Regions from separate parts of the Homo sapiens genome. Here regions 2 and 3 are each linked to region 1. A link is a loop called in an ENCODE intact Hi-C map of the cell type or tissue named here. Cell type or tissue: Caco-2. All regions are shown on one strand. Links, peaks and the distances in the headings refer to the core of each region. The heading gives the core; the rest is flanking DNA.

The links. Peaks named below come from ENCODE experiments on the same cell type or tissue, not always from the same donor. Only the 100,000 strongest peaks of a DNase experiment are listed, where the experiment ranks them.
Region 2: it touches region 1 in a loop (2.8-fold over the local background); 13 of 110 quality-filtered maps call a loop at or near these places.
Region 3: it touches region 1 in a loop (4-fold over the local background); 10 of 110 quality-filtered maps call a loop at or near these places.

What each region holds. Positions count from the first base shown.
Region 1 is chr11:111,621,320-111,627,108 of GRCh38, forward strand. All of the region lies in intron 3 of SIK2 (salt inducible kinase 2), which reads left to right. Among named protein-coding and RNA genes, the nearest start is that of SIK2, 22 kb to the left of the region's middle. In Caco-2, for the core only: no CTCF peak of the experiment used is centred there; DNase peaks (open chromatin) are centred at 2,492 and 3,562.
Region 2 is chr11:111,685,664-111,691,452 of GRCh38, forward strand. It overlaps SIK2 (salt inducible kinase 2), which reads left to right. Exons shown (of 15, transcript NM_015191.3): 4 at 2,338-2,499. It also overlaps a transcript of PPP2R1B not described here. Among named protein-coding and RNA genes, the nearest start is that of PPP2R1B, 78 kb to the right of the region's middle. In Caco-2, for the core only: no CTCF peak of the experiment used is centred there; no DNase peak of the experiment used is centred there.
Region 3 is chr11:111,704,258-111,710,046 of GRCh38, forward strand. It overlaps SIK2 (salt inducible kinase 2), which reads left to right. Exons shown (of 15, transcript NM_015191.3): 8 at 730-882. It also overlaps a transcript of PPP2R1B not described here. Among named protein-coding and RNA genes, the nearest start is that of PPP2R1B, 59 kb to the right of the region's middle. In Caco-2, for the core only: no CTCF peak of the experiment used is centred there; a DNase peak (open chromatin) is centred at 2,964.

The DNA.
Region 1 (5,789 bases), core at 353-5,352:
AGGATATACTCAAATGTAATCATACAGGATATATTCTTTTTTTGGTCTAGCTTCTTTCCTTTACTATAATTATTTTGGGATTCATCCCATTTTATTGTATATATCAACATATAATTTCTTTTTATTGCAAGTAGTATTATATTATATGAATATACCCCAGTTTGCTTATTCATTCATCTATCTATTGATAGACATTTGGGTTGGTTTCAGTTTTTGGCTATTATACATAAGTTACTATGTACATTCGTATACAAGTCTACACAGTCTACCTTCAGGTAATACTTACCACTTCGCATATAATATAAGAACCTTGGCTGGGCACAGTGGCTCACACCTGTAATCCCAGCACTTTTAGGAGGTCAAGGTGGGTGGATCACCTGAGGTCAGGAGTTCAAGACCAGCCTGGCCAACATGGTGAAACCCCTCCCTACTAAAAATACAAAAATTAGCTAGGTGTGGTAGTGCATGCCTGTAATCCCAGCTACTAGGCAGGCTGAGGCAGGAGAGTCACTTGAACTCGGAGGCGGAGGCTGCAGTGAGCCACGACCGCACCACTGTACTTTAGCCTGGGCAACAGAGTGAGATTTCATCTCAATTAAAAAAAAAAAACCTTACATCAGTGTACTTCTCTTTTGCCCCTCCTGGCCTTTATGTTCTTGTTGTCATATTTTACTTAAACGTATTTTATAAAACATAATACAGTGCTATTTTTCTTTAAACAATTATCTTTTAAAGAGATTTCCACATTTTTTGAAAATTATCTATCAGTGTAGCTACCTTTTTCTTTAAACAATTATCTTTTCAAGAGATTTCCATATTTTTTGAAAATTGCATCTATTTATCAATGCAGCTACCATTTCTGCATTCATATGTATGTATATATTTTTATCTAATGTCATTTTTCTTTTGTCTGAAGGATTTTCTTTTCTTTTTTTTTTTTTTTTTTTTTTTTTTGAGGCAGAGTCTTGCTCTGTCGCCCAGGCTGGAGTGCAGTGGCACGATCTCAGCTCACTGCAAGCTCCGCCTCCCAGGTTCACGCCATTCTCCTGCCTCAGCCTCCCAAATAACTGGTCCTACAGGCACCCACCACCACACCCGGCTAATTTTTTGTATTTTAGTAGAGACGGGGTTTCACCGTGTTAGCCAGGATGGTCTCGATCACCTGACATCGTGATCCGCCCGCCTCAGCCTCCCAAAGTGCTGGGATTACAGGCGTGAGCCACCGCACCCGGCGTCTGAAGGATTTTCTTTAGTGTTTCTTGTAGCACAGATCTGCTGGTGATGAAATATTTCAGCTTTTATATGTCTAAAGTAGTCTTTATTTTTGTCTTTGTTTTTGAAAGATATTTGTACTAGGTATAGAATTCTAAATGGACTTTTTTTCTTTCAGTACTTTAAATATGTTGCTTCACTGTCTTCCCATTTGCACTGTTTCTGACAAAAAAACCACTGTTATCTTTTTCTTTATTCCTGTGTATATAATGTGCCTTTTTTCTCTGGCTGCTTTTAAGGCTTTCTATTTACCACTGGTTTCAACAATTTCATTATGATGAGCCTTTGTGTGGTTTTCTTCATGATTCTTATGTTTGGTGTTCATTGAGCTTTTTGGATCTGTGACTATACTCTTTTCATCAAATTTGGATATTTTTCAGCCATTATTTTCTAACTAATTTTTCTCTTCCACCCCCTCTCTTCTCCTTCAGATATTCCAGTCAAATGTATATTAAACTGTTTGAAATTGCCCCACAGCTCACTGATGCTCTTTTCCATTTTTAAAAAATTCCTTTTTTTCTATTTCATGTTGAGTAGTTGCTATTTCTGTCTTTAAATTCACGAATCTTTTCTTCTGCCATTAATCCCATCCAGTGTATTTGTCATCTCAGACATTGTAGTATTCTTTTCTATAAACTTGACTAGGACTGTTTTTTAATGCCTTCCATGTCTTTACTGATCTTTCTGAACATCTAGAATCCAGTTATGATAATTTTTAATGTCCATGTCTGCTGATTTCCAGCATCTCTGTCAGTTCTAGGTTGGTTTTGATTGGTTGATGTTTCTCCTCAGTTTTGGTTACATTTTCCTATTTCATTACATGTCTGGTAGTCTTTGATTGGATGCTAGACATTGCCAATTTTACCTTGAGCACCACATATTTTTGTGTTACTTTAGGTTTTCTTGAACTTTGTTCTGGGATGCAGTTAAGCCTACTTGGAAACAGTTTGATCCATTTGGGTCTTGCCTTCATAATTGAAACAGTGCTCAGTCTGGGTCTAGTTACTTCCCACTTCTGAGTACTCTACTCAATGCCCCATGAATGCTGAGGTTTTTTGGCCTGACAAGTAGGAACAGGCACCATTCCTGGCTTTGTGTAAGCACCAGGCAGTGTTCTCTCTCAGCCTCTCAGATGGTTTTTTCTCTGGCCTCTGGTGGTTTTCCCTCACACGTGAGCCAATCAGCACTCTCCTGAGTGCTCAAGGGACGGATCCCTCTGCAGACCTTTGGACTTCTTTCTGTGTGTAGCTCACTCTTATCTGGGACTCTCAGCATTGTCTACTCAACTCAAAGACATTGCTGGGCCACACCTGGGTTTCCCCTCCCTGTGCTGTGGCGTAGAGATTCTCTCAAGGCATTAGTTGGAACATTCATGGTCTCGCCTCATTTGTCACCTGTTGCTCAGGGTTCACTTTCCTTTGCCTGATGTCCAGTGTCTTATAAACCATTCTCTCATGTATTTTGTATTTTTGTTGTTGAAGATGGGAAGGTTGTTTCAGGCTGGAGGACAAATCTATCTTAGCCAAAAGCAGAATTATTTAGTCCTTTCAAATGTGTTATTAATTTAAGGTATTTTAAAGAGAAAGAACCATATGCACTTCTATAGTTTTGAAAAATACACTATTTGCAGTAGGATTCTAAATAAATAGTTCTGACTAAACTCATTGTATTTCAGAAAAGTTGTCTGTTTCCCTCTTTTGCTTAATTTTTTCTTTTATATGCTACTACTTAATAAGCTTATTTTAATTCTTAAAATATTTGTTTTAGCTAGCAGCATCTTGACTGATGCTATAATAGGCTGTTATGGGCTTTGAAGCTAAGCAAATCTGATTTACAATGCCGGCTATACCATATTAATTGTTAACATTACTTTGGGCAGGTTTCTTTCCTTTTCTTCCCTTTTTCCTCTTTATTCATTTTATTTTTCTTGCCTTTCTTTCCTATTTCTTACATTCACTTATTCATTCATTTATTCAGTCTTTCAAGAAATCCTTATTGAAAACCAATTACTTGTCACACACTGTTATGTGGTAAGAAAACTGCAATGAAGAAAATAGACAAAAATCTCTACTCTTTTACATTCTAGTTTGGGAGAGAGAAACAAAATAGCTGAATTATGTAGTAGATTAGATAGTGATGAGTGCTATGTAAATAATAAAGCAAGGCTGGTTGGTTGGGAGGCATGGGAGTTGATTGCAAAATTAAATAGAGTGGTCAGAGGCTGGTTGGTTGGGAGGCATGGGAGTTGATTGCAACATTAAATAGAGTGGTCAGAGAAGGCCTCGCTGGCATTTGAGCACAGACTTTAAAGCACAGTCATGTCGATATGGTAGAACAGAGATTACCCAGGGAGAGGGAAGAATAAATGCAAATCCCTGAGGCAGCAGTGTGCTTGGTGTGTCCAAGGGGTAACAGGGAGGCCAGTATGGCTCAAGAGGAGCAAGCAAGAGAGAAGAGCAAGGAGGAAGAACAGTAGAAGAGGAGGTCAGAGGGTAAATGAGAGGCAGGAGTAGGGCAGATTTGGGGGCATTGTGTAGGCCATTAGAAGGATTTTGACTCTTACATGAATAAAATTAGGGAACCATTTTCGGCTGGATTTCAGCACAGAAGTGACTGCATCTAATGTATCATTTTAAAAGCATCACTCTGGCTGCTGTGTTGAGAATGGGAAAGGGTGGAGACAGGGAAACCAGGTAGGAAGCTGTTGGAGTAGTTCCAGTGAGGGGTGTTGACAGCCCAGACCGGGGAGTAGCAGTACAGGTAGTCCTAAGTGGTCAAACTCAGAATATATTTTGAAGTACAATCAGTAGGACTTCTCGACAGGTGGAGACTACCTAAGTAATAGGTATAATTATGGAAGAGGCCAAGATCTGATCCCTGAGGCATTTAAACATTAAAAGATTTAGAAAAGAGGAGAAACTAGCAGAAGAGACAGAGGAGGAAGAAAACCAAGAGAATGTGGTATCCTAGAAACCAAGTGACCAAAGTATTCTCAGAAGGATCAAGTGAACATCTGTGACAAATGATGCCGATAGATCAAAAATGATGAGGAATGACAGTTGACCATTGTATACTGCAGTTTGGTAAGAGCAGTTTTGGTGGAGTGACTGGGCCAAAAGCTAGATTGAAGGGGCTTACAGAGCAAATGAGAGAAGAAAAATGGAGAGAGCAAAATAGACAACCCTTTCAAGGAGTTCTGCTGCAAAAAGGGAAAAAAGAAATGAGGTAGTAGGTAGAGGCAATGAGTCAAGAGAAGGATTTTTAAGCCTTTGCCCATTGGAACATTTTTAAAGCTTTGGACTGTAGTTTTACAAGTAAAGTAGAAATAGCTGTTACATGTTAGGCATCATTTCTATGAAAATAGGATAGTCTAAATTGTTCTTTCTTGCTAAGATCTTTGAAACAAATTTGGATTACATTGTTTTATACACATTGAGACATAATTTGGGGATTTTTAAATGTATAAGGTTTATATTTAAAGTAAAATCTCTAGGGTAAATGGTCAATTGGAGTTCTGGAAAGAAGAATCTGATGTCCACAGAAAAGTTGGACAGTGAATGCTATTATCTTATTTTCCACTCTTGGGTACAGTTAATTTCTTGACCATTGAAGATAATGAGTAATAGAATTAATTTAAAAAGATCATGAAATCTTTGGATAGTCTTCACTAGTTTGGAAGGGAAGAAGCTGAATTTAAAGGAGATGTGGAGATCATTTAGTTCAATTTGTTTTTATTTGCCTTGACTTTGTCATACAGCTTGAAGCCCAGCAGAACTCATGATCTTTTTTTTTTTTTTACAAAACTATTTCTCTCTTTTCCCTTACTTGGCTTAAACTGGAAACCTTGATGTCAGTATTGATTCCTTTTCCTTCCTACCTGAATGAGGTTTTGAATCCTGCCTATTCTACTTCCTAAGTATTTCTCTAGGAGGTCCCCATCTCTATAACCACTGTTAATGCCTCAGGTTAGGGTCCTCACTCTTCCTTCTCTGTATGTTGTGTCATTATCTCCTAACTGATCTATTTTTCATTTTCTTCAGAATTGTCTTTCTGAATCACAAACGTAATCATGTTGCTTTTATTTATTTTCTGAGTTTTCTAGTAATGACCATTAACTACAAAAAAAAAAAAGTAATTTTGAAAACAAGGTAATGGCCTGCAAACAGTTTTCAGTAGGATTAATGCTCAGTGTACTGTACTCTGTTATCATGTACTTTATTACCATGGGCCCTTAAACATGCCTTGCTCTTAATTACTCTTTATAAGGAAGATTCCTTATACTGCTCCATGCTTCAGAGCTGTTTTAATGTTACACAGCAACCCTGTTTTAATTTTTCCATGTGGTCAGTTAAAAGAGTTGGGCATTATGCCAAGAGTTGAAGGTAGAAGAAAAAGAGATTGGTGCCCAAGAAGGGTAAGGATAAGGAATCCAACTAAGAAGGCGGGAGGCACAGGGAGCCTAGGAGAAACTAAGATGTAAATGGGCAAAAAATTGTTGCCTATATATGAAATATATA
Region 2 (5,789 bases), core at 590-5,589, 65 kb after region 1:
TGAGACCTCATCTCTACAAAAAATAAAATATTAATAATTAGCCAGATGTGGTGACATGCATCTGTAGTCCCAGCTGCTCAGGAGGCTGAGGTGGAAGGATTGATTGAATCCAGGAGGTTGAGGTTGAGGTGAGCTATAATTGCACACTGTACTGCACCCTGGGCAACAAAAGAGTGAGGCCCTGACTAAAAAATAAATAAACAAATAAAATAAAAGGATGGTTAGGATTTCAACAGGAGTCTAGTAAAGATGCTTAATATAATAAAAAAATTATGTCAAATATTACAGCCCCAGATTGACTGTTCAGTCACCAGTTGTACAAATTCAGCCAGATTACTTAATCCCTCTGATTGTCAGCTTTCTCATCTATAAAATGGGAATTGAGTAATAGTTATCATAGAAGGTTTTAGGAAGATGAAATGAGACACTGTGATATGAACATGCTTTGTAAAGTATAAAGTATTGTATAAATGTTAGTAAATTTTATAGTAAGTAGGCCAGGCATGGTGGCTCACACCTGTAATCCCAGCACTTTGGGAGGCCAAGGCGGGCAGATCACCTGAGGTCAGGAGTTTGACACCAGCCCGGGCAACATGGTGAAACCTCGTCTCTACTACAAATACAAAATTTAGCCAGGCGTGGTGGTGTGCACCTGTAGTCCCAGTTATTCGGGAGGCTGAGGCATGAGAATTGCTTGAACCTGGGGAGCAGAGGTTGCAGTGAGCCAAGATTACACCACTGCACTCCAGCCTAGGCGACAGACAAGACTCTGTCTCGAAAAACTAAAGAAAAAAATACATAGTAAATATTGAGAAGGACATGAGCCAAAGGCAGGGAATTTAAAAACCAGTAAGCTAGTAAACACTAGAGCAGAAAATGTGTGCAGGTGACTGGGAATATTGAGTCACTCATACAGTTCCCTAGTTAGGACAATTATGTTAAATTTAAAAGTCTTTCAAGATTTGTGTTGATCAAAAGATAATTTCAGAGGACTTTCAGGTCTTTGGGTGAAATGTTAATGAGTGGTAATGTTTAGTTTTATTGAATTGATGTACATAGTCACATAGAATTAATTTTTAGGTAAGCTTCTTTATTAAAGATTATAACATTGCATAAAGATAGTATATCTTGCAAAATATATTTGTCTTACAGTTGAGAGAATATGGTTGTCATGACAATGTTTGGTTTAGAGCACAAGTCTGCATGTTCTTGGGTAGACGAGAATTCTTTCGAACAGCACAGGGTGTGAATTATTTAAGCTACTTCCAGTTATCACCATATCTCATGTTACAGGTGGTTTGTATAATAATTGCATGAAAACAGTGTTTCAGAAAAGATGTCTTTCTGTGTGACAAGATGTCAGAGAATTCATTTATTTCCTCTGTTTTACATAAATTTTATTTTTTTAAAGTGTGAAATAATAAGCTTTTCAACAAATAGAGAGAGTACCTAGACATTAAAAAAATCATGTTGAGTTGTACTGTGAATATTATGCTGCTTGCTGCTGACTGGTCTTGGGCTGTCACCATTTATTTGGACTCCAGTGAAATATGATTAGAAATATTTCTTCAGGCTGGGCACGGTGGCTCACACCTGTAATCCCAGTACTTTGGGAGGCTGAGGCAGGAGGATCACGAGGTCAGGAGTTCGAGACCAGCCTGGCCAACGTGATGAAACCCCATCTATACTAAAAATACAAAAATTAGCTGGGCATGGTGGCAGGTACCTGCAATCCCAGCTACTCGGGAGGCTGAGGCAGAAGAATCATTTGAACCTGGGAGGTGGAGGTTACAGTGAGCTGAGATCACGCCACTACACTCCAGCCTGGGCAACAGAGCAAGACTCCATCTCAAAAAAAAAAAAAGAAAAAGAAATACTTCTTCAAAGTCAAGAAACTTGGAAAACACCATATTACTTTATCACTAATTATTGTTTTTTTTAAAAAAAAAAACTTTTTTTTTTGAGATAGAGTCTCACTCTCGTCCAGGCTGGAGGGCAGTGGTGCGATCTCGGCTCACTGCAAGCTCCACCTCCTGGGTTCACACCATTCTCCTGCCTCAGCCTCTCCAGTAGCTAGGACTACAGGCACCCGCCACCATGCCTGGCTAATTTTTTGTATTTTTAGTAGAGACGGGGTTTCACCGTGTTAGCCAGGATGGTCTCGATCTCCTGACCTCGTGATCTGCCCACCTCAGCCTCCCAAAGTGCTGGGACTACAGGCATGAGCCACTGCTCCTGGCCAGAAAAAAAACTTTTTGAGGAAAAAAATTTCCTGACTACTAATAGTGGAGTTATTTTATTTTGGTGACTAATTCTTAATCCTCTCTTCATTTACAGACTATCTTGCTAATCATGGCCGGTTAAATGAGTCTGAAGCCAGGCGAAAATTCTGGCAAATCCTGTCTGCTGTTGATTATTGTCATGGTCGGAAGATTGTGCACCGTGACCTCAAAGCTGAAAATCTCCTGCTGGATAACAACATGAATATCAAAATAGCAGGTAACTGGGACACAACTGGCTCTAATAAGATCCGAAGTGAGCCACTGCACTCAGTGTGTGGAAACAGACCTGCAGGCGCAGATTCAGCAGCATTTCTACCTGATGACATCAGGCTATCTCAAAGTCCATTTTATTCATTTCCTTAGTTCTGTGTGTAATTAAAAGTAAGGGAATGAGTTCATTATTAATATACACAGGTCAGAGCTACATCTGGGGTCTGATGTGTCCAGATTCCATTGGCAGGGTTTCGGGGTGCTCTGCTGGAAGAGGTACATTTATCTGAGTGTCAGAGTGACTGGAGAAAAGACAGGGCTGGAGGAGTAATGCTGGTTGCTGGTACTCTGGCCTGCTCTCCTAATTATGACTGATGGCTACAGCCAGAAGCAGAGAAAAGGCAAAAGAAGTGATGGAGGTAGAATGAGAAATAGTTGAGACAGAAAAGCACCTTTCCTTGATCTGATACGATAGGGTTTTGATTTATAACATGAAAATTAAGTTGGGTAGAGATTAGTTTGCCTGTTTTTCTCCTTGCCTTTTCACAGTTGTAAAATGTTTTATTTTATATTCTCAGTCTCTTTATTTACATAGTCAAAACTCTCATTCACTCAATAAATATGTATCAGGTACTGTGCTATGTTAAGTACAATATGATATGTGGAAATCATTTCACAACATATCCATATATAAAAATAGCATGTACACCTTGAATATACACAATTTTTGTCAATTACATTTTAATAAAACTGAAAAAATACAGTATGATAGTTGCAATTTTAAAAGTATATACAAACTGCATGGGAGTATAGGTGAGGGAACAAGCAGTCTACCTGAAGAGTCAGGGAAGCTTCACAAAGAAGGAATTATTTGAACTTAGACTTGAGAGAGAAGTTAGAGAAGCTTGTCAGGAAGATAAACAGAAGCAGAATGTTGCAGGCAGGTAGACAGAGATTGGAATGTTGGGGAACTGTAAATTCAAAACTGGTTACATGTAAAATCTGTAGGCATGCAGGATTGATACAGGGGGAGCAGATAAGTAAAGACCAGAATATGAAACATCTTGAATGCCATGTCAAAGATTTTATAGTTTATTCTGTAGGTAATGGGGAGTCTAGCCTACTGAAAATTATAGGGCATGGGTAGGGGTAAAGTGGAATTGGGATAACATGATTAGATTTGCATGTCAGAAATATGTCTCTGGCAGCAGAGTTAAGATAGGTGGGAGATGTGGGTGAGGTGGAAGACAGGAAGACTAATAAGGAATCTAGTGCAATAGTCCATTTAAGAAAACATGAGTCTGAACTAGAGCAGCAGCAGTAGAGGTTGAAGGTATGTAAGGGAGATTTTGTTTGACTTGGGTTTTGAAGAGAAAGAGTGTGGGTTAAAAGCTTAGCAAAGTTACACATGGTGGTGTTTTGTTCTAAGATTGTTAAAGAAGAGCAGGGAGACATCCAGATGACAGGGACTGACCAAGAAATTATTAATTGACCTGTTAGGTTGGATACTCATTGAACTTAGTAAGTTTAGGGACAAAGTAGCTTCCTCGGTTTGCTGTATATGGTGTAAAATATAAGGTAAAACCCTCATGTTTGTACATTGAACTGATTTGTTTCTGTGCCATTTCCCATTAGTTTTTGTCTTAGGCAATTAGGGGAAGGCAAATTATTTTTACTCATTTTAAATGTCAATATTACATATGTTACAGGATATGTAATGGATTTTCCATTCTATAGTCTGTGATTTTTTTTTTCTAATGGGATTGCCTGAATAAGACAAAATGTTTTTAAGTTAATTTGTTATATTCATTTGTGTGTGTGTGTATGTGTATATATATATATATATCACACATATACACGTATATATAAAGATTTATATCAATTTGTCATTTTTGTTGTGAAAATGTGATGCACAAAATTAGAATACTTTCATAGTTTATGTCTGTTCACTTCCATTTGTTTTTTTCCCTTCCTCTGCTTTTGGCCCTTCCATTTGGTGTCATTTATTTCACTCTTTTTTGCCAACCTTCTGTGAGGAACTTCACTGGGATATTTTGTTTAATGCTCCTTGAAAGCATCGGCTGCCCTAAAATTGTCTTTTTCAGAGAAGGTCTTTCTTTTTTTTTTTTTTTTTAAGTCCTTAGCTCTGTAGAAAGAAGGGGGAAAACTCCTGCTACACCTTTACATTCCCTTATTACCAAAACGAAATATTTACCAAAACAATAGCACAAAGGAGTTCTAGGAGTTGTTTTTTTTTCCAAGAGAACTATTTTATTTATTTTTTATTTTTTATTATTATTTTTTTACTTTAAGTTCTGGGATACATGTGCTGAATGTGCAGCTTTGTTACGTAGGTATACATGTGCCATGGTGGTTTGTTGCACCTATCAACTCGTCATCTAGGTTTTAAGCCCTGCATGGATTAGGTATTTGTCCTAAGGCTCTCCCTCCCCGCCTCCCCTCACCCCCAAAGAGGCCCCCATGTGTGATGTTCCCCTCCCTGTGTCCATGTATTCTCATTGTTCAACTCCCACTTATGAGTGAGAACATGTGGTGTTTGGTTTTCTATTCCTTTAGTTTGCTGAGGATGATGGTTTCCAGCTTCATCCATGTCCCTGCAAAGGACATGAACTCATTCTTTTTTTATGTCTGCGTAGTATTCCATTGTGTATATGTGCCACGTTTGCTGTATCCAGTCTATCATTGACAGGCATTTGGGTTGGTTCCAAGTCTTTGCTATTGTAAATAGTGCTACAAGAAACATACATGCACATGTGTTCTAGGAGTTTTTTTAGGCAGAGAAAGGTTATAGGTGTGTAAATCATATGCTGTAGGAATTACAAAGTGCTGTCACTAACATCTCAAAAGAAAATGTCAAAGTAAGACACCAAAGAAACTTGCAAACAAAAAACAGAATATTGCTTTGACGTTATAACCAAGTTTTGCCTGGCTATAGTATGTCTATTATAATTCTGGCATAAAATATACGTGGGTCAAATCAGTGTTTCTGATGTCATTGTGTGATATCTTAGGTTTTTGTTTTGTCTTTTTGGTTTTTATTTTTGCTTTTTAGTATCTAATCTTCAAGCCCTTCTAATTATATAGAAGTCAGATAAAAATTCAGATTGGTGAAGTTCTCTCTGGTGAAGACAGTGTGATGACTCACATTTAATTGGGCCCTCACTGTTTTCAGGTATTCTGCTAGATACTTACTTCATCTTCACAGCAATCTTGGGAGCCGCTTAGCTATTGCCAGTTACTAGATGAGAAAGCTGAGATGCAAAGAGATTAAAAAAT
Region 3 (5,789 bases), core at 550-5,549, 83 kb after region 1:
TTTGCTGAGAGTGCTCTGCATCCTGGTGCCCTGCACAGCACCCATGCCGACTGTCAGGTGGAATTAGAACCCAAAGGAGCAGTTGTTTCTCTGTTCCCTCAATATCTGGGAAAGCTGGCAGGCTAGAGATGTGAACATTTGGGAAGCAACTTTATTTTCAAGGTTTTAAGAGGGTGGGACTGCAAAAACAAGAGGAAAAAATTACCTAAGAACGGAGACATAGTGTCTCTCAATTTAGCATCCAGATGCCATTCTCCAGCCCAAAATAATCAACAGAAAGTTCTCCACATACTTTAACCATTCACTTCAGAGTTTTCAGTGGTTCAGATTTGTGTTGAAGCCATGGAATTAGAGCCTCGGGCTCAGGTTGCTAACTGACCTTACACCACCGTTACAGCTATGAGATGGGGCCATATGGCAGCATTGGGGAATGTCTACATGAGACAATGATGGCATTTTCTCTGACTGGAGAAAAATAAATGGATCTTGTTAATGTTAAAGGGCTGGTAAACCCATTTAAAGGGATCATCCTTTATATAATTAATACTAGAGACTTGAAGTTTTCTGCCTTCCAGTCACATTTTTGGAGCAGCTTTCATCTTGAGACACTTTGTTTTTCACCCTATTTTTAAGAGCACACAATTTCTTTCCTCTTTTTTTTTAGGCATGTGTAGATCATTGCATTGGTCTTTACAGTTCTTTGCCTTTACCACTTGTTTTTTATTTCAGTCTTTGCAGAACAAGAGCTATAACCACTTTGCTGCCATTTATTTCTTGTTGGTGGAGCGCCTGAAATCACATCGGAGCAGTTTCCCAGTGGAGCAGAGACTTGATGGCCGCCAGCGTCGGCCTAGCACCATTGCTGAGCAAACAGTTGCCAAGGTAATGCCCCCTTAGCTGAGAGTCTTATCTGTGCATGTGCCTGTTCACATGTTTGATACATTTTTCATCTTATACACAGGGTTAGGATTTCATCCTCTACACTCCGTTTTTCTGTAAAATTTCTGCCTGCCATTCACTAGATTCTCAAATGTTTTAGCACTTCCTCATTTTTAAGGGTTAACTTTATTTCAAACAGTTTTTTAAAATTGTTTTCATCATTCACAATGTTGAGAATTACTATCACTAGCCTTTACATTCAATTCCATTTAACAAATTTTTATTACAGATTTACCACGTGCGAGCTTCTATTCTTAGGCACTGTTGGGGGTAAGATATATAAACTACAGTCACTGCCCTCAGAGACATCGCGCTATAAAAATGAAATAAGACAAGATCATAAACAACCATCATTCAAAATAGGGAAAGATGAGAGCTGTAGCAGAGCAGGGACAGGGGAGAGAGGGGCACATCTGAACAGGGGGAATGGCATGTAAGACACATCTTCACAGATGGGGAGGACTTGGTCAGTGGTGAGTTGAAGCATTATTGTGAAGAGTTTTGAATGCCAAGGTAAAGAGTTTACTTACAATTCAAGAAGCAACAAGGACCTACTGAAGGCTGCTAAGCTGAAAAATGATAAAATTCTATCGATGCTTTAAGCTAATTAATCTGGTAGCATTATGAAGGATGGGTCAGATAGAGAAAAGAAGAAATTTGGAGAGAGCAGTTAGGAGAGTGTTACAGTAGAGATGAGAAATACCGAAGGCTTAAACTCATATGGCACTGTTGGAAGTAGAAAAGAAGGGGCAAGTATAAGAACCATCTTAGAGGTAGACTCTGTATGAAGTTAGCAATGGTTCGGAGAGGCAGCTCAGTGTGGTGGTTAGAAGCAGGGACTCTGGAGCAAATCCCAATTCTGCCACTTCCTGCTATGTGACATTTTAAGTTTCTTAAGGTCTTTTTGTGCCTTGGTTTCCCAAGTGTGTAATGGGGATAATAATAGAATGCTATGACAATTAAATTAGTTAATATCTGTGAAATAGTTAATATTTGTGAAATACTATATGCCTGGCACATAGTAAGTGCTATGTAAGTACTTGTTATATAAAGTAATAAATAATTGCTGGGGAGGAAGGGACAATATGACTTAGAGATGACTCTGTTCTTGAGCCAGAGCCTGAGAAGATAGGGGTGGCATTAACTCAGTTGCTCAGGAGGAAGATGTGGATCTTGATCCAAGGAGAGAGGCTGAGGCTAGAAATTTGGGAATCATCCAGAGGTTGAGATGAATGGTTGGTTAGTATGCTCCATTGACTTTCCTGTCTACTTCTGTAACTGACTTTGTTCAAAACAAAAATAAGGGCAGGAGAGTTTTGACTTTGTATTTCTTTGGCAGTTTTACAAAATTTACAGGATTATAATAAAATTTTGCATTGGCATCTACAGAGTATGTTTTAAAAAAGGGAATTAAATCTTCTTGATTTTAGTAGATAAATGGTATATTTTGTTATACGTACTTTATATATAAAATAAGAGTATTGGCTGGGCGTGGTGGCTCACACCTGTAATCCCAGCACTTTGGGAGGCTGAGGTGGGTGGATCACAAGGTCAGTAGATCAAGATCATCCTGGCCAACATGGTGAAACCCCGTCTCTACTAAAAATACAAAAATTAGCCGAGTGTGGCAGTGAGCACTTGTAGTCCCAGCTACTTGGGAGGCTGAGGCAGGAGAATCGCTTGAACCTGGGAGGCAGAGGTTGAAGTGAGCCGAGATCCCGCCACTGCACTCCAGCCTGGGTGACAGAGCAGGACTCCGTCTCAAAAAAAAAAAAAAAAAAAAAGTATTGATACAGATGTAAGTAAAATAATGTGTCCATATAGTTCCAGACACTTGAGTTAGGGTATCTTTGAGCACTTGGAAATCTTCGAAGTTGAATGGTATTGCTTTCAAGACCGAGAAAGAAGGAGATAAAATGAAAAACATGTAAGACGTAGTGGAACTCTTTCCTTCTTGCAAATGCCACTAGACAAAAGGATAGGAAGCTGGAAAGCCCCCAGGGCCAGCAGGCTTTCCCTGCCAAGTCTCTTTATTCTTCTTAAACATTACGCAAGTGAGGGAGTGGTGAGGGGTTATATAAACAGTTGTTCCTGAGCACGTGCATGTGTTATTGTACACGATATCCTTTCATGTCTAGACTATGAGCAAATTCCCCGGCATATCTCAAATTATATTTAATTTGGCTTAGGGTTCAGATACATAAACGTGACTTCTTATGTTCGATAATTTTTTAAATTACCAAGCACTCTGTGTCCTTTTTACTTTATGCATTGACCCAAGTCTCAATGGAACCTGCTTAGTGTAACTGAAAATGCTTCTACTTCAAATGGAGTCTTCAATGCTCATTCACATGCTTGCCTGAGAGCCTTCTGGATGCTGAGCAACAGGCCCCCTCCTCTCAGAGATTTCACATTTTGAGTTTTAGTGTTGAATTTGTTAAAAAATAGACTTCTGTTTTTATGGATATAAATGTGCCTAAAGTTTTAGTAAAGGCTTCTCACTTTAATTCCTTGATGTTCTAATTTTTTTAAAAGAAGTGGCAAATCACTTGTTTCTTGATATAGTAGCAAAAAAATTGAGGAAACAACATGATCCAGTCAATACAAAGATAACGTGAGCTGTGGAATCATGCAGACCTTGGGTTCCACACACCAAGCTGAGTGACTTCGGGCAAGTCAGCGTCTCTGAGTTCCTGTGCCCTTAAATACAGAGTGGGAACAGCAATACGTACTTCATTAGATTGCTACCAAGATACAGTTAGTTAACCTGTACCGGGAGTTTAGTTAAACAAATAGAGCACTGACATGCCAGGCACAGTCCTAGCCACTGTGGCTTCAGAAGTACCCTGGAAACAGTTGCTCCCCTTAAGAAGTTCATAGCCTAGTTACAAAATACCCATTATGACAGGGCACAGTTGCTCATGCCTGTAATCCCGGCGCTTTGGGAGGCCAAGGCAGGTGGTTTGCTTGAACCCAGGAGTTTGAGACCAGCCTGGGCAACATGGTGAAATGCCATCTCTACTAAAAACAAAAAAATTAGCCGGTTATGGTAGTGCGTGCTTATAATCCCAGCTATGCGGGAGGCTGAGGCAGGAAAATCGCTTGAACCCAGGAGACAGAGGTTGCAGTGAGCCGAGATGACACCACTGCATTCCAGTCTGGGCGACACAGTGAGGTTCTGTCCCAAAAAGTAAAACATAAAAAAAAATAAATAAAGTACTCATTATTATTATTTAGACAACAGTGGGATTCCCCTCTTAGATTTGGAGTGCTTATGTTTGCTGTATAACATGCAGGAAGTATTAGATCTAATTGAGTTGAGACTATTTAGAAAAAATACGTCATATTTTTTTCTCATACATTCTAACCACTAATTTTGGTGGGGTTTTGGGGGAGGTTTTGTTTTTGAGATGGGGTCTCGCTGTGTCACCAAGGCCAGAGGACAGTGGCAATCACAGCTCACTTTAGCCTCAACCTCCTGGGCTCAGGCGATTCTCCCATCTCAGCTTCCCAAGTAGCTGGGACCACAAGTGCATGCCACCACGCCCAGCTAATTATTTTTTTATTTTTTTGTGGAGATAGGGTCTTGCAATGTTGCCTAGGCTGGTCTCAAACTCCTGGGCTCAAGTAATCCTCCTACCGTGACCTCCCAAAGTGTCGGGATTGCAGGACCTGATGAAGGTCACACAATTAGTGAGCCACCACACCTGGCCTAACCACTTGTTTTTAACAGTCCTTCCACTGCAAGTTTCCATCAGCTGGAAACAAACAAGAATGAAACAATCACCTCCAATTCTTTAATTACTGTTTAGAGGTTGCCCTTCACAACAGGTTGTGCCTGTTTGCTAGGGCTGCCGTAACGAAATACCACAGACCTAGTGGCTTAAACAACGGAAATTATTTTCTCACAGTTCGGGAGGCCGGAAATCAGGATGAGGGTGCCATGAGGGTTGCTACCTGGTGAGGCCTATCTTCTTGGCTTGTAGCTGGCTGTCTTTTCACTGGCTTTTTTCTCTGCGCAAGTGTGGAGAGAAAGATCTCTGGTGTCTCTCCCTCCTCTTATAAGGATACCCGCTGTGTGGGATCAGGGCCCCAACCTCAGGACCTCATTTAACCTTAATTACCTTCTTCAAGGCCCTGTCTCCAGATATAGCCACATTAGTGGTGAGGGGCTCAACTTGTGAATTTTGGCAGGACACAATTCAGGTCATAACAAGTATTTGCCTATTGGAATAGCAACGATTTTCCCATAGGAAAGAACGTTATTTTCATTTTAATGGTTCTGGAGAGCACAAAGTCCAAAGAAGAGATTCAAAGCACTAAACATGTGGTCTAAAGAGTGATCACAATTTGTTGGACATAATCATTGCGTATTGACACTCTTAAAGAATATCTTGATAATATCTGCTTCCTTGGGATATTGACCATCTATTTATTTAATATTTGCTAATCAACTGTGTAATGCTGAGCATGCTGTCTGTATATTTATACCCTCTCTTGTTCCAAAAAGACTCCTTTGGTCCCCTCAGTGATCACAAGACTCCTAAAACCCACCATATTTCCTAGGAAGTGATTGTCACAACAAAAAGCGTTATTCCTTGATCCTGTCTGTTATTCCTCTAACCGAGTTCACAGTCAGTTGTAGTAGTCCAGGTCGGATGTGAACACTGTCAAGGACTATGTGCTACGCTTGGTCTGGCACAGCACCGTCTGGCCATTTAAAGCGTCCGAGCTAGTGAGAGTCAGGGACGGAGCAGTGTGTCGTAGTTAGGGCATGGGCATCTCATTTCCATATAGCACCCCCAGTCATGCGTTGCCCTAATAATTCAGACTACCTTCATAGAGAAGGA